2 separate regions of the Homo sapiens genome follow, and region 2 is linked to region 1. Evidence: chromatin loops called from intact Hi-C (ENCODE). Cell type or tissue: mesothelial cell of epicardium. All regions are shown on one strand. Links, peaks and the distances in the headings refer to the core of each region. The heading gives the core; the rest is flanking DNA.

Region 1 (9,301 bases), core at 821-8,820:
CCTAGATTCTTGGACAAGGAGAGGAACTATGAATCCTTAGGACCTCCTAGGCCGGGGGCAGGCAAGTCTCCATTGTCCCCAGGTTAAAACTACACTCAGTGTCTTCTATAGAAGAAAAATGGGGTCGGACATGGTCCCAGGGTATAGACACATAAAACCAGATGAGTGGACCCCAGAGCCAGAGAGTCCCCTGCTCTTCAGAGGTGGAGTCTAGAGGGTCATCAGACCCTCACTCCACTCCACGGTGACAGGACTGTCCAGGCTGGGGTGCTCCACTTGGCAGGTGTAGATGTTTCCCTGCTGGGGGGTCATTTCCAGCATCTCCAGGATCTGGAAGGTCCAGTCTCCATTACGGATCAGGTTGGTGGACACGACCCCAGCTGTTTCCTCCTGTCCATTCAGGAAGCATCGGACTTGAATGCTGTCTGGGTAGAAATCTGTCACGTGGTAGACAAGCAGGTCGTGGTGCTGCTGGGGCTCCTTCTTGGAGGGGAGATGTTCACCCTAGGCTGGACTAGGAGTGGCGAAGTGGAAAAGTGGAATAGCATTTGAGATTATTATTTCTTAGACATGCTCATTATGGAATTGATTTCTAGATGTTGAAAATAGGAATGATGGCCAGGCGCAGTGGCTTACACCTGTAATCCCAGCACTTTGGGAGGCTGAGGCAGGTGGTTCGAGACCAGCCTGACTAACATGGAGAAACCCTGTCTCTACTAAAAATACAAAATTAGCTGGGTGTGGTGGTGCATGCCTGTAATCCCAGCTACTCAGGAGGCTGAGGCAGGAGAATCGCTTGAACCCCGGAGGCAGAGGTTGCATGAGCTAAGATCCCACCATTGCACTCCAGCCTGGACAACAAGAGTGAAACTCCATCTCAAAAAAAAAAAAAAAAAAAAAAAAAAAAGTAGGAATGATGTGATTAGGTCAGCAGATAAGGGGAGTATTGAAACTATAGAAATAGTATTGAGAAGAATAGGAGGCACACAAACTTACCAGTTTGTAGCACATTTAAAAGAAATCTTATCTATCAGCCACTGATTAACAGCCTTTGGACAAAGAATATTTAATCAGCAGCGACACTACCTTATCTTTTGAGTGCTCTATCCTGATGCAAAAGATGAAAAATTTGCTCAAATGATTTCTTGAAATTAATATATATATAAACAACATTCTCATGGTCTATTAATCCAATAACTATATTTCATAAATATATCAAGAAAATAAAGTGAGCTTGACGTGACTTATTCTGCAAGTAACCTATGGATTTTTTGGCCTCGCCTACAAACACTCAAAATCGTCCTATTTACATAATATCCTGAGCCCCTACATGCTTAAATAGTAGAAATCCCATCCTTTTCCCTAAGTTCCTCCTCTGCACTGTGTTGTCACATCCATTGAGGTTCTCAGATAACCAGGTGTTGGCTGTGCCTTGGCACCTCTCTATTTTTGCCCCCTCTTTTTCTGCCGCTTACAGATCAATTTCCACGCTACCACCTGCAGCTTTTCCTTTGGACCTCAGCCACTAGTACCCTTTTCCTCCACAGAAGGCAGAAAAGGGCCAACTGCCCCTAGAGAACAGCTCAATTACAGGAATGTTCCAAATCAGAGCTTCTAGGTCCTTATTTACTCTGTTCTTGAGAACACAAATACACTGACATGGGCCTGGGCCAGGTAAATGAACAGTCTTTAACTAACCCCCAACCCTTACTCCCTATGGCATTTTTGCCTTGTGTCCAGGATTATTCACATTCACAGCCTCTTCCCTCGATGTGATTTTATTTCAGAGGCACTTGGCTCTCGTTCTACTTCAACCACCTCCATAAACTCAACATCCATCAGACTGGTCAGCCCATGTCTGAATCCCAACTGTAGATTAAGTGGAACTTCTTCCCCATAGGTGTCCTGGGAAGCATGAAAGTCATGGGATATATGGTTGTCTGTTTTAAGGTCCCAGAACATTCCATGAGAAGCACTTTGCTCCATCTTCTTTGACGGGAGCTGGTCAGCCTGGAGCACATCAGAGACCTCCAGGGGGCGCTGCAGCTAAGGCTTGATACCCAGTGGCCTCATTTCTGACCCAGTTCAAATATATTTCACCAAGGCAAGGATTCCTGTTTGTTCTAGTTGCCTTTGCTCAGTTAATTCTAGATTTGGGTGGGCATCCACACTGGAATGGCCAGAACTTCTATCCTCCTCTTTCCTCCGTCTCCCCTACCCCTGTGTTTTTCTTTATTCTAATTCATGCCCTTATTATGATTTCCCTGGACAATAATAGCAGTTTCTTATCTCATCTCCCTGCCTCTGGTTCCTGCTCTCTCCAACTGACTTCACAGTCTTCTGAAAACAGATTTCCAGCCTTGTCATTTTTTTTTTTTTTTTTTTTTTTTTTTTTTGAGACGGAGTCTCGCTCTGTCGCCCAGGCCGGACTGCGGACTGCAGTGGCGCAATCTCGGCTCACTGCAAGCTCCGCCTCCCGGGCTCACGCCATTCTCCTGCCTCAGCCTCCCGAGTAGCTGGGACTACAGGCGCCCGCCACCGCGCCCGGCTAATTTTTTGTATTTTTAGTAGAGACGGGGTTTCACCTTGTTAGCCAGGATGGTCTCGATCTCCTGACCTCATGATCCACCCGCCTCGGCCTCCCAAAGTGCTGGGATTACAGGCGTGAGCCACCGCGCCCGGCCTCCAGCCTTGTCATTTTAAGATTTCTGAAGATTTTCAAAAATCTTCAGTGTTCTGACACTTATCTGGTTACATGGGAATCACTTGGGAGCTGATTAAAAACACAGATCTCCAGACCTCCCCACCTAGGGAATCTGAATCTCTAGGCAGTGAGTCTGGGGGAATCTTTGCTTCACAGAGGATCTCAAGGAGAGTCTTCTGAGCAGTGAGGTTGGGGACCTGCTGGCCTAGAGGAGAAATCCACACTCCTTAGTCTGGCATCAGGGGGTCTCTGCAATCTGGCAGCTGATTACCATGAAAGAAAATGCTGCCATGTCGCTGATTTGGGCCTCTATGAAGTCTTAGTGACAGATTTTGCAAATTGTATTACTTTTATTTGGACACCTCTCTCAACCAATTACGCCAGCAACTTTCCTAAACCCATGTCACTCTCCTCATCCTTACTCAATGTGTGCATCTTCTCCCTCTTATCAGATGACCTTCCTTTCACTTTCCCAGGAACAGAGGGATCAATGGTGTGACCTCCTGAGCCTCCTCCTCCTCCCCCTTCATTCTTTCCTCTTTCTCTAGGACAAAGGTCCTTGTTTAGTGAGAGGCTCACTGGTGCTTTTTGGTCTCCTTCACGGGATTTCTCTCTTGGCCAAATTAATACACGAGTTATTAAGAGATTATTTTTAGGCAGCTAAAAAGGGTAAAAGTTCTGGGTGGAATTTTCCTTTAATAAAAAGCAGCCCCAAGCCATTTTTTCTCTAACAGAAAGCAGCCTGAAAACTCAGGCATAGATATGCAAACTAGAAGCTTTTATGTAAATGCTGGCAGCTGTTCCTGGAAGTCAGGTAATTCAATATGGCTATTCTCACCCTCTTTCCCTTCTACGTTTACAGGTGTCAAGGCAGCCTCCAGGTTAAAGCACGTGTACAGGTATCATGGCCGCCACCAGGTGGAGGCCGCATTTGTATAATAAAATACTAGGGTGGGAAGGCCAGTCTTTTTGCAGGTTATGTAAATGACACACCTGGTCAAACCAATCCCCTGAGCCCTATGTAAATCAATCACTGCCTCCTCAAGCCTCTGTACAAAACCAATTGCTTTCCACCAGAAACAGGAGACCCTCTCTTGGGTGACCTGCCTTATCAGCATTAGGAAGCTTTTCCTCTCACTCCTCTTTTCTATTAAACTTTCCGCTCCTAAACCCACTCCTTGTGTGTGTCCGTGCTGTGAATTCTTTTCGGCTATGGTAAAGAACCAGGGTATATACCCTAGACAGTGGAGCTGTTTCATTTTGGGAGCTCATCCGGGATCCAAATCAGAATGGAAGATAGAAACATCGGAGTGGTGAGTATAGAGCAAACGTCAAATCTGTTCTTTAATCTCAAGAATCTCTTCATACCAGTTTCCTTTCATGGAGAACTTCACCATCGCATGAGGCTGGGAAAGTCTTGGGGCAACTGAAAATTTCTGGCCAGGGCACACCCTGGTGTTATTCAAAGGCTTCTGGACTGAACGCAGCCTCCGACAGCCTGTCCAGGTGTTGGTAATGGATCTCCAGCTAACCCGTTGCAAAATTTTCCTTTCCTTTGTATCCGTGGTCACTATGTCTCCTGTCCTCTCTCTCTGTGTGTGCAATTTGCGGGAAGTTTTACAGTTCAGGGAAACACTCCTGTTAGGGAAGATCGGCAAATGCCACAGGCAGTAACTGTTACTCTCTATCCTCTCTGGCGAGCACATGGTAGTGCTAAGCCAACAGCACCACCTAGTGGAAATAAAAATCCTCTTCATCAGGCACCTTGTCGGTTTTTTACCGTAACACTGCCGCTTCCAAATTCTTTCGTGCCGCTAGAAAAGCCTCTTCTGTGAACGAGAAAGCACTGTCTTCAACAGTTTGGAGTAAAATGTCCTCTGTAGTGAAATTTTAGTTCTGATACTGTCTCATCAGCAGGAAAAACAGCCATTAGGTTCCTACGTTCATTTCCGTCTCCAATTAGGATAGTACTTAATTAGCAAGGGGATTTTAGGTTCGGAAGTTAACCAGAGCCATTTTGCTAAGGGTAAATGTCTTAGCATGGGCCGTAATGGCAGGCAATCTAGCACACTGCCTCCGTTAAAGGAGCCTACCCAAAGATGACATAGTCTCTCTGGAGATCCATTTTTCTGGGAGCCAGGCAGATCACACAAATTTAGGACGTCAAAGGGGATCACATAAGGTGGATAAGCTAAGGTTGTGTGGGTAAAGTATGGTTAATCCCATCACTTAGTTTATCCAGTTCCACGGCTTGGAGGACCACGCCTACAACCATGGGTGGTACATTTAACACGTTGCCAGGACCCAGGAACCAAGGAGAGAAAACAGTAGGGAGGACACTTCCACTGTCTTCTCCTCCACCCTGGGTCACAATGAAAGAATGGGGACGAAAGGATACTTTTATTCTCACTTCTTTTTCTAGATGGGTGACAGACCAGCTTCAGCTTGCACCCCTCTGGAGTGCACTCTGAAACACTGGAACTCCTTTAACCTCAGGACTTTGAAGAGAAAAGTGACTCATTTTCTTTTGCACAAGGGCATGGCTTTTTTACTAAACCTTTGCAAGCACTGTAAGATCAGCCCAGCTTTTTAAATAGGCATATCAGGTAGGCCTATAGAAAATAATCCCCCAGAATTAGAAAGGCAATTTCCAAGGGAACCATCTGAGAATTCCCCTTATTTAGGGTTGCCAATATGGGGGAAGTAAAGAGAAATCAGACTGTTGCTGTGTCTATGTAGAAAAAGGAAGACATAAGAAACTCCATTTTGATCTGTACTAAGGAAAATTCTTCTGCCTTGACATGCTGTTAATCTGTAACCCTAGCCCCAACCCTGTGCTCGCAGAAAACCTGTGCTGTATTGACTCAAGGTTTAATGGATTTAGGGCTGTGCAGGGTGTGCTTTGTTAAAAATGTGTTTGTAGGCAGTATGCTTGGTGAAAGTCATTGCCATTCTCCAGTCTCGAGTACCCAGGGACACAATGCACTGTGGAAGGCCGCAGGGACCTCTGCCCAAGAAAGCCTGGGTATTGTCCAAGGGTTCCCCCCACTGAGAGAGACAGCCTGAGACATGGCCTTGTGGGAAGGGACCTGACCTGACCGTCCCCAAGGCTGATTCCCATAAAGGGTCTGTGCTGAGGAGGATTAGTGAAAGAGGAAGGCCTCTTTGCAGTTGAGATAAGAGGAAGGCATCTGTCTCCTGCTCATCCCTGGGAATGGAATGTCTCGGTGTAAAACCCGATCATACATTCTATTTACTGAGATAGGAGAAAGCCGCCTTATGGCTGGAGGTGAGACATGCTGGTGGTAATACTGCTGTTTACTGCACTGAGATGTTTGTGTAAAGTCAAACATAAATCTGGCCTATGTGCACATCCAGGCACAGCACCTTTCCTTAAACTTATTTATGACACAGAGTCCTTTGCTCACATGTTTTCCTGCTGACCCTCTCCCCACCATTACCCTATAGTCCTGCCACATCCCCCTCACTGAGATGATAGAGATAGTGATCAATAAATACTGAGGGAACTCAGAGACCAGAGCCGGCACAGGTCCTCTGTATGCTGAGCACTGGTCCCTTGGGCCCACTGTTCTTTCTCTATACTTTGTCTCTGTGTCTTATTTCTTTTCTCAGTCTCTCGTCCCACCTGATGAGAAATACCCACAGGTGTGGAGGGGCTGGCCCCCTTCAACCTCAAGCTCCCTTTTCATTACAGGACCTTAGGCAAACAAAGGAAGACTTATGCTAATTTTCTGATAACCCCAATAGGTATATAGAAGCTGTCCAGAATTTAACTCAGGTGTTTCACCTCACATGGAAGGATGTTATGCTGCTCCTAAACCAAACTCTAACCGCAGTTGAAAAGCAGGCAGCTCTGCAGGCAGCAGATAATTTTGGAGATGAGCAACATATCTCCTATAATACACCAAAAGGGAAGAAAAGAGATAGGGAAAGTGAAAAAAATAACAGAAACACCATTCCCAGTAGGAAGGGAAGCAGTTCCTCTCGACAACCCCAACTGGGACCCCAGTAGCTCTGCAAATGAATAGAAATGGAAGCATTTTTAAAATATGCATATTAGAGGGTCTATGAAGAACTAAGGCCTGACCTCTTAATTCCTCTCAACTGTCTATGATAGACCAAAAGCCAGATGGGAATCCTGCAGCTTTTATGGAAAGGCTGAGAGAGGCACTAATAGAGCACACTTCCTTAGCCCCTAATTCAGTCAAGGGATGGCTCATTGTAAAGACAAGTTTATTACACAGGCAGCTCTTGATATTAGAAGGAAACTGTAGAAGCACGCTATAGGACCAGATAGCACCTTGGGGAACCTCCTGAGGGTGGCCACTTATAATAGGGACCAGGAGGAGGCCCCCCAGAAAGAGAGAAAGCTCAGGAGAAAGACAGAGGCTCTAGTAGCAGCTTTGCAAGCTTGCAAAGTCCAAGATTTCTGAGGTGCATCCGCTAGTTGCTATCAGTGTGGCAAGCCAGGGCATTTTAAAAAGGAGTGCCCAAACAGCAAGAGGAAGCCACCTCAACCCTATCCAGCCTGTGGTGGAGACCACTGGAAATCAAACTGCCCCCGGAGACGGAGGTCACTGGAGTCAGAACCAGTCTCACAGATGGTCCAGCAGGACTGATGGGTCCTGGGGCTCAAACCCCAGCTCCAGTGGCTCAAACTGCCATTACAGCACGGGAGCCACCAGGTGATTCTGGAAATTGAAGGAAGGAAACTAGACCTCCTTCTAAACACTCGAGCCAGTCTCTCTCTCTTTTCTCCTCTTTAATCCAGGCCTCTCTTCTTCCCATAGCGTGAGTGTAAGGGGTGTCTCAGGAAAAACTCTATTCCAATATTTTTCTCAACCTCCTAATTGCAGTTAGGAGGACCTATTGTTTACACATGCTTCCAAGCCATTGCCACGGTGGCTCTACTAGTCAAAAAAGCCTCCAAATTAACCCTAGGAAATAATTTAACTGTTTACACCCCACATAATGTAGCAGGATTACTGTCCTCTAGGGGAGACTTTAGCTAACAAACAGCAGGTAAAGCAAGAAATACATAAGGCAGGACAAGCAATAGTCACTCTAATGTCTCTCCCCAGACACAAGCACTCAATTAGCTGAACTAATAGTTCTTGCAAGTGCACTTAAATTAAGCAGGGGAAAGATAGCTAACATTTCCACTGACTCCAAGTATGCTTTCTTAGTTCTCCATGCTCATGCTGCTATTTAAAAGGAAAGACATTCTTTTACCACTAAAGCATCTCCTATAAAATATCACCAGGAAATTAACAGGTTATTATCCTCAGTTTTCCTTTCACGAAAAATAGCAGTAATGTATTATAGGGAACATCAAAGAGGAACAGATGAAGTAGCCAAAGGAAATAGGTTAGCTGAGCAGGGAGCTAAGCAGGCGGCAGGGAAGCCTCAAGGCATTAACACACTTCAAGCCCTTTTAATCTCGGAAGCCTCCATAAAAGAAATTAAACCTCAGTATTCCCCTGCAGAAATAAAATAAGCCACTTCTTAAGGGTATTCCAGCCCTGAGGATGACAAACTCCATTTACTGGCCTCCAGTCAATGGAAAGTCCTTAAAATCCTTCACCAAGCTTTTTCACATAGGAAAGGATAAAACTTATCATCAGTGTGCTCAGAGATTGTTTTCAGGCAGAAAACCTCTAAGTTGTTTAAAAATGTAACCTCTCTAGCTCACTTCCAACAGAAATTGACACAACTAGCCAAAGGCCAACCCCAGGAAATTGGACCACCAGAAAATTTGGTATTGGTGAAAACTCATCTCTCTCTCCTTCCCTAAGCCAGGCTGGGAAGGGCCCTACACAATTCTTCTTTCAACCCCCCCAGCAGTAAAAGTTACAAGTATCAACCTCTGAATATATCACACTCAAGTCAAAGCCTGAAAAGCTGAGGGAGCAACCTTTGACAGCCCAGAGGAACATCCTGAATATCAATGTGGAGATATAGAAGATCTTAAGCTGAAAATCATAAAAGGTAAGTAAATGAGTGAGGGCTACTCGCCTTAGCGCCAATCCTACCTCACCAGGTACTCTTTATCATTTCTACCTTTCCTCTCAAAATTCACTGCTCAGTATTAGAACTTTTTTTTAATGCATATTTGCAGAGAGATTTTAATTATACATGGGACTGCATTTGTTACTTTGTAAATCCCCAAAGGGAAACATTATATCTTGGCAAGTAAAGTTTTAAATGGAAATTATTTACTACGTCACTTTTGTGGGAATTGTTATCATCATGCTGTTATTTGCAATAGAACTGTATACTGTGGCACCCACAATGTGGAATTCTGGTTGTAAAATTCTAATTCCTGTAATATTTTGCCTAATTATCATCTTTATGACAGAATTAATAATTGCAGGAAGGATTTGGTCAAGTTTGTTTTGCTTATAGCAGGAGTAATAGTTACAGACAAGAAGTAAGCATGAAAATTTTACTATCACTAAGTTTGATAGGACTTTTTTATTGAAGATTGGTAAATGGTGCACTCTAAGCTATGGAAAGAAGGTTACAAATAAAGGGATTTTATATAAGAAAGGATCTTGTATAGTAAATTCTTGTCCT
Region 2 (8,000 bases), core at 1-8,000, 51 kb after region 1:
AGATGCCATAATATTACACCAGCCACAGGGAGGCAGCAGGAAGAAGAGATTTTTCACTTGGTTACTGCTTCCTTGGCTGTCTGATAACCTACACTCAATCCCTGTCATGCACCCACACAACCTCATCTCATTCTTCCTACAAGTCGCAACCCACTCTAGTACCCTAACCAAGTTCTGGGGAGGCTGGGAGAAGTACCTTTAATGAGAATGCCTTCAGGGGCTAAAACCTATCCCCCTCCCTCCCTTCTCTCCTTAATTGTCCAAGGGATGTGGGCTCCTGCTCCACCCTGGGGAATAAGAGGCATTCTTCGTGAGCACTGAATCCTCAGTGATCCTCAGAGCCTGGACACTCCAGCTTAGGGCTCTCTGCCTGAGTCCCCTCCAGGCTGGATGCAGACATGAACACGCCCAGGAGCCTGCACTTGCCAACTTCTCTCTCTGCAAACCTTGTCTGTCCAAGGTTATCCAGGACCTCTTGGTCCCATTTTCCCCAAAGACACTGACCACTGGGCACCTCTCTCTGTTTACTGTACCCATGTCCTTGGAGAGAGAATAGGCCAGTAGGGTAGCAAGCTATCCTATAGGGGATGAACCTCTTTCTCTAGCTGGGAAGAGAGGACACTGCCTTAGGGCAGGAGCCCCCGCAGCCTGTCTCAGAATTTGATCCCTTAAAGATAACGTCCCCTAGGAATTGTTCCCTGAGCCAGACCCTCCAAGAATGGCAGTTCGGCTCTTACCTGGAGTGGCCCTGCCCTGGACCACAGATGTGAGCAGCACCATCAGTAACGCCGTCAGAGCCACTGTCCGGGGGGCCGCAGAAACCTGCAGAACCATCATGGAGCTGGAAAAGGATGGCAAAATGAAAAGAGCTGCAGTCAGGAAAAGAAGGACTCGCTAAAGGGAGCTCCTGTTTGAAATATTAGAGACCATGAACCCAAGTAGTCTTCTGTGACCCTGGGATTGGACAGAGTCTGAGAAAAGAACCAATGGACACTGAGCTTTGTATGAGTCATTGCTCACTAGGCAGAAAGTTAGTATGAAAGGTCTGAAAATATAAAGCCTGTGATGCACTTAAGATGACGGAGGAAAGACAGTGATACTCATTTTAACCAGTCAGATAAGTCATGATGTTTGGGGAGATTATGCGTTTTCTTTGCTCTGAAGGTGATCTCAAATATTCTGCTGGCCCATCTACAGGGATTATCATTTCCCCAATTCTGCCACACCTCACACACCCACAGGACATGGTCTGTTGTGGAAAAAGTGCTATCTTAGTGTGTAAAAGGTCATTCAGTGGCATGACTTAGAGGGATTAGAGTACCCATCTCAGAACTCAAATGAGGTCTGAGTCTGTCTGTCTTGCCTTTGTCCAAGGGTGTGTTTAAGATTAGCACCCATTCATATTTACTTTCTCCCAGAGGTCTGTGAGTCCTGCGATGTGCAGGAGTTACCAGGTTCTTCCACAGGACTGTCATCAGGGTCAGGAGGGCTCAGTCTAGGGACCTTACACTGGGAGCGTGGACACACCACCTACCCTACCATGTAAATATGCAGCTTTAACGACACTGCCTCTCTTGGACTTCGATTCCTTGTCTTCAATATGGGGATGATATAACCTGCCTTATAGCAAAGCTCTTAAGATCAAATGAGATCAATAGGTCTGAAATTGCTTTGGAAAAATAAAGTCCATAGAGAATATAAATTGACTGGTAAATAAGGAAGAAAGTGAAAAAAAATCATCAAAGACCCCACCTCCTTCAAAGCATCTGATTCTATTTTGTTTAGAGTGAATATTTTTACAAACTTTCAAAGAACATTACTTCTTACTTTAGACACTTATAAATGTGATCCTGTTGGACCACCAATTCTAATTTCAAAAAAAATCAAATTGGCATCATTTCTTTAAATCAATATTAAAATGTAAATAGAAGGCTAGCATGTAAAATGCAAGAGAAGAAAATAATTATGTAGTAGAAGGTGTCTAGTAGGATTAAGGGGCCAGGAGAGGATTGTGGAGAAAAACTCAGTTTTTTTAGTAACTGCCTGGGTGGGACTTTTCTCCTTGTCATTTACCTGCCATAGATAATTAGACAAATACTTCCTCGATGTCTCAGGTAATTTATTTTTACAGTAGACATTAATAATACCTCCCTCAGGTTTAATATGAGGTTTAAATGAGGTAATGCATGCAAAGCACTAATAACAGAATCTCTCATGTCCTAATCTGTTAGTAATTATTATTTATGCAAGGTAAGGCTACCACAAATAAGATAAAATATTAACGTAATATATGTACTTCATCATTACATTAAATAGTAAATGTTTTGTGACCTTCTCTATGAGTATCAAATAAATAGCTCAAAATTGAAATATTTAAAATGAGACTAGAAAAGTATTTCTTAAATATGGTAAAGAGAATATAAAATAAAAAATTAACATTACCTGTAACAGAAAAACATTAGAGAAACCCTTCTTAAAAACAAGATCAAAATATGGGCGCACATTGTTACCACAGGTAATGCTGTCCTGGGTATTCTTATATGAAAATGAAATAACAAGACTAGTAATTTAAAGATAAAAATGTTATTACACTGTTTAAATACCAGGAAAAATCAAATACTAAGAAATCTGAAAAATAAAAATTATCTAGAAATTTCACTAACAAAGGTAACCAGGAATAGATAAACAATTAAAGATCAACTTCATTCAAGTTAATTAAAACCTCTAAATAGAAATTATAACACTTCTGCAGAAATGATTAAATAAAAAGGAGGTATCTCAGGGAGGTGGACCTGAAAGAAAGATTAATTATATATTTTATTAGATAGCACATTCATTCTTAATTATCAGCAGAATATTTTTGTAAAATATTGACAACATAACATAAAACATGATTTAAAATATAGTGACCAAAAAACATCAAAGATCATCTGACTGTCTGGGATGGGGGTGGGGCTCGGGAGAAGGAACATAATGGAAAACATTTGCCGTCAGAAGAAGGTGTAACTTATCTTTTTACATCTCTTTCTCTAACTCTGAAAATGAACTGTGAACTGGAGCTCTCTTGACCACGCTGGTACCTAAAATTCTCCCATCTCTTCCCCAGCACCTTCCAGCGTCCTCTTTACCCAGCAACAGAGAATGTCAGCTCTATGATTTCTCTGATAGGTGAATCCCAGCCATGCTGATTCCTCTCCACCCATTTCCAGTGCTAGAGGCCCACAGTTTCAGTCTCATCTGCCTCCACTCGGCCTCAGTTCCTCATCACTGTTCCTGTGCTCACAGTCATCAATTATAGACCCCACAACATGCGCCCTGAAGACAGAATGTTCCATATCAGAGCTGTGATCTTGAGAGCCCTCTCCTTGGCTTTCCTGCTGAGTCTCCGAGGAGCTGGGGCCATCAAGGGTGAGTGCTCAGGAGGACGCAGGAGCGTCGGGGTGAGTGATGGGGTGGTTCACATCAATTGCTGCTTCAGGGATCACAGATTTTAGGGGCTCATTGATCTATCTGGTCCTCATAGTCTATGTTCCCTCTGGCCCTCATAATAATAACAGCAATAACAGCCAGAATTTATGAGACTCCTGCATAGTTTCTTTCCCCATTTACATCTCACAGGAATCTTCAATGAAGATAATATTCCATTCATTTAGAAATTATTCCTTTTATTTAGAAATTATTTTGAAAAAACTGAAGCTCAAAAAGATGAATAAGTTTTCCAAGGTTACACAGCAGATCAACGAGCCAAGTTTGAAGTCCAGACCCAGCTCTGAGGGTCATACACTGCCTTCCCCAGATTCCTGCACACAGTGACCTACTATCAGGGCCCTCCTATCTCTCTGGGATCCCCAGCCTCTATCTTTTGTGGCTGCTTTACAGGAACTCCGAGCTATGGACTCTGCATTAGGAGACGAAGTGCAAAGAGTGTTTCTGTATCCTCCCTCTCTTCTAGGACCCTAGGGCTCTTCCTGGGTCTTTGTGGGTGGTCACAAGCTTTCCTCTCTCAAGACAGCAGGGTTGCATGGTCTTGATAGCCTTGTGATTCGGGTTCTGAGAGATTCAGGACTGCAAGGGAGGCCTAGACTTTTGATAGCTGCAAGGACTCAGCCAGAGATGGACCGTAGTGAATGCTCCTTTTTCCTGTAGCTGAAATCAGGGAGAATGACATCAAGCCTGTGCATGATGCTGTCATTCCAAAATCTAGTGATGGGGAAGGTTAGAATCCATAACGTACAAGATGCACACTGGCTTCAGACAGTTTTATTTAAGATGTGTAGAATAAAGAGGAGGTCAGGCTGGGTAGAACCAGAAGTATCTATTGCCCTGTTCGCGGTCACCTGAGTTATTTCTAATGTTATGTTATAATAAACACCACAATAGGCTTCTCTTCATAGATGCAAATACTTTTTAGTATTCTTGGTAGAAATTCCTAATGAGCTCAGCTGTCTCTTCAGGGCTTCCCTGCCCAGTCTCTTAACATTTAAACATGTCATTTACCTTAAAAACATAAGTGCAAACCAACTGATAAAAAACAACCTTGCCTTCAGTCTGCATCCTGTCCCAGAGACACTTTCTTTGTGTCCTCACACGTGGAGCTAAGCTTCTGACTTGTCTCTGGTACATCCCTGAGGATCCTCTCATCTTGGCCATCAGGAACCTCTACAGAAGGTCAAATTCAGTGGGTTCTTCTCAGTGCCTCTGACTTGAGTTACTAATAACATTTGCACTATAATCCACTTCTTTCTGATGAACTACCCTGTCCTTATTTTTCTCCTGTTTACCTGGATCCTCCTTATCATCTTTTAAACCACCTCTTAACTATCATGTTCTCTCATTATACCCTGAGATCTCGGCAATTCTGATTTTTGGCACTCTTCCTGGAAAATCTTATTTAACCTGCACCTGCCACTAATGACTCTCAGTTCTATGGCCTAAATTCCTCTCCTGAGACCACCCATAATCCACAAATATCTATGTATTATTTCTCCTTAGATGACTTTCAGGTCTTCTAAGTGCAATAGCCCCACAGTAAACTCAGTATCTTCTCCCGGTCAGGCTGTCTTCCCTGAGAGAAGTGGCTTTTGCCCTGTTTTCTGAATGCCTACATTGAAGCCATCTGTTCCCCAGGAAGCCTTCCCTGATGTGCTGTTTGGTCGCATCTTGTGTATACCTACGTATCTGCACTTATCCTTCTGAACCTGCTGTTGTCCTGTCACTTGTGTTTCCTTCTGTGACTTATACGCGTCTGCAGAACAGGACGTATGTATTATTTTTATTTGGGTATTTAGCATCTAACAGTGTTTGACATATAGTAGTCTTTTAATACATATTTTTGTCTGAATGGAAATGATATTTTGAAGAAAAATAATCTGTTCCATAGCTGGCTGATCTTTGGACTGCAGAACTTGTGAAAGTGTTTTTTAAAAAGCATTTTAAAAAGTACAAGGGACATTCATGTATTAAGAAGATGAGTTTCCAATAACTGCTAGAGGACTTTGTGTCTTTTTATTTTACCCTCTTTTTCCTGATGAGTCCTTTGAGTCCTTTAAACTGAGGAGCAAGCTAAGTTTCCTAGTGAAATACCTATAGGATTTGTTTTGTTTAGTTTCAAATACCACTCTTTGCTTGGCCACTTACTGTGTCAGGGAGTCATTCTCAGTGAAAAATAAGACACAGGTCATACCCTCTAGACACTTACAATTACAGTGGCAAGGAGTCATTCTCCTGTCACTGTAAGTGGCCAAGCACAGACTGGGTCCCCACATGTCAGGGCTGAAAACTCACAGGGAAATCTGTGAGTTGGGAGGTGAGAGCAGAAGAGTCCCGTAGTTCCTTCTCACTCTGATGCATTTATCATTCTAAACCCAGACTTTCACATACACATTCATCGTTTTCTTTCATGATAATAGTTGCTTTTATCCTCTTATCTTTGCTAATTCTTACAAACTAATAAAGACTAAGAAACAAAATAAATTAAATCCTACAGGTGTTCCAAACTCAGCAATAATTTCTAGTTGGCCTCTAAAACAAAAATCAAAATATAAATGTAAGAAAAGTTTAGAATGCTTAGTACCTGTGTGATGAAATAATCTGTACACTAAACCCCCAAGTCATGAGTTTACCTATACAACAAACCTGCACATGTACTCCTGAACATAAAATAAATGTTGAAATATTTTTAAAAAGGAAACAAAAGTTTGGAACAAATGCCAAAATAACTGTACTGTACTTTTGAATTTATATGCCCCAAATGAAAAATATTATCAACAAAGCTATACATTCTACAGTTTCATGTTCATAAACTAAGACAGAAACTTTAAAACTGTCAAGAGCCCTAAAATTTGAAGGATATTTTCTTCTTCCTCTCAATTTTGTATTTTTTTCTACCTTTTCTATAATAAGAAAAAGAAAATGTCCATTCCCCCACCCCCATGACTCTAAAAACAATTTTACATCTGTGTCATAGAAAAATTAAGATCTTAATGGGAGAGAAAACCTCTCTACTAGTTCCGCCAGTAGCCGTATGACCTTAGCAAGTTATTAATATGTAACTTCCCTGCATTTCCTTACCTGTAAAATGTATGATATGTATTTGCTTCATAGGGTTATTGTGACAATTCAGCGAGTGAAATATGTAAAGTATTTAGAAGGATGCCTGGCACAAGTAAGTGCTCAACAAATGTTAGCTGTCATTGTTACTATTACTATTGTGTAGGGTCAGGATGCCCAGACTTTCAAAGACCAGGAAGCAGCTTGACTTATCAGTGATAAACTTTTCATTTTGTTCTTTGCTCCTTTCTTTTTATAACTGCTCATCTGCTCTGTATTATTTCCTTTATGGTGTTGCTCCTTCTTCTTCCCCATATGTCCTTCCTTTGACCTCTTACCTTCTTCCTTTTTATATTCATAAGTCTTTATTCATTCTCTAGCTTTGACCACTTGCATATTCAAACTGACATTTTGTCGTGTTTTTCTCTACTGTCTTTATGCAGCGGACCATGTGTCAACTTATGCCGCGTTTGTACAGACGCATAGACCAACAGGGGAGTTTATGTTTGAATTTGATGAAGATGAGATGTTCTATGTGGATCTGGACAAGAAGGAGACCGTCTGGCATCTGGAGGAGTTTGGCCAAGCCTTTTCCTTTGAGGCTCAGGGCGGGCTGGCTAACATTGCTATATTGAACAACAACTTGAATACCTTGATCCAGCGTTCCAACCACACTCAGGCCACCAACGGTACGCCCTATCTTTGCCTCTTCCTCTGTAGCCCAACTGGAAGGGATGAGAGGGCCTCTCTGCCACCCTCAGACTAGGAAGCCTAAGTGCCCCCTGCTGTGTGATCCTCTTCCCCTAGTGGCCATGGGCTGATCCCACTACAGCAAGGGCTTGCATCCTCTCTTCTCAGGAGAGAGAAAGGTGAGCAGAGTGAGGCTGGTCAGTGGTGTGATACCCCTCTCTGTGATTCAGAGCTGCCATAAAATCTAAGGCTGAGGTAGAGGACCACCCTCCCCTAAGAGGTGGAGCCTTTGTGATTCATCCCAGAAGAGGGGCCTAACCTGGTGCTGTCTCCTTCCAGATCCCCCTGAGGTGACCGTGTTTCCCAAGGAGCCTGTGGAGCTGGGCCAGCCCAACACCCTCATCTGCCACATTGACAAGTTCTTCCCACCAGTGCTCAACGTCACGTGGCTGTGCAACGGGGAGCTGGTCACTGAGGGTGTCGCTGAGAGCCTCTTCCTGCCCAGAACAGATTACAGCTTCCACAAGTTCCATTACCTGACCTTTGTGCCCTCAGCAGAGGACTTCTATGACTGCAGGGTGGAGCACTGGGGCTTGGACCAGCCGCTCCTCAAGCACTGGGGTATGCAACTGCTTTTCTCTCCATAATCTCCTGGCATCCTCTATTCCAAAGACCTGGTGTCCTCTGCACCAGCTTTCCGCACTGGCTGGGTCTCAGTCCTCTCCTCGTCCTAACATCCAATTAACTGGTCCATAACCTTC

What was found. A loop is a pair of places that touch in the nucleus more often than their neighbours do. Peaks named below come from ENCODE experiments on the same cell type or tissue, not always from the same donor. Only the 100,000 strongest peaks of a DNase experiment are listed, where the experiment ranks them.
Region 2: a loop joins it to region 1, with 25 times the contacts of the local background. A loop is called at or near these places in 4 of 110 quality-filtered maps.

Annotation. Positions count from the first base shown.
Region 1 is chr6:33,119,031-33,128,331 of GRCh38, reverse strand. It overlaps the pseudogene HLA-DPB2. Among named protein-coding and RNA genes, the nearest start is that of HCG24, 20 kb to the left of the region's middle. In mesothelial cell of epicardium, for the core only: CTCF peaks have their summits at 2,077 (motif pointing right) and 4,437 (motif pointing left); a DNase peak (open chromatin) is centred at 2,037.
Region 2 is chr6:33,068,879-33,076,878 of GRCh38, reverse strand. HLA-DPA1 (major histocompatibility complex, class II, DP alpha 1) reads left to right here and starts at 3,230. Exons shown (of 5, transcript NM_033554.4): 1 at 3,230-3,408; 2 at 6,993-7,238; 3 at 7,579-7,860. The coding sequence starts at 3,309. It overlaps HLA-DPB1 (major histocompatibility complex, class II, DP beta 1), which reads right to left and starts at 889. Exons shown (of 6, transcript NM_002121.6): 1 at 738-889. The coding sequence starts at 837. In mesothelial cell of epicardium, for the core only: no CTCF peak of the experiment used is centred there; no DNase peak of the experiment used is centred there.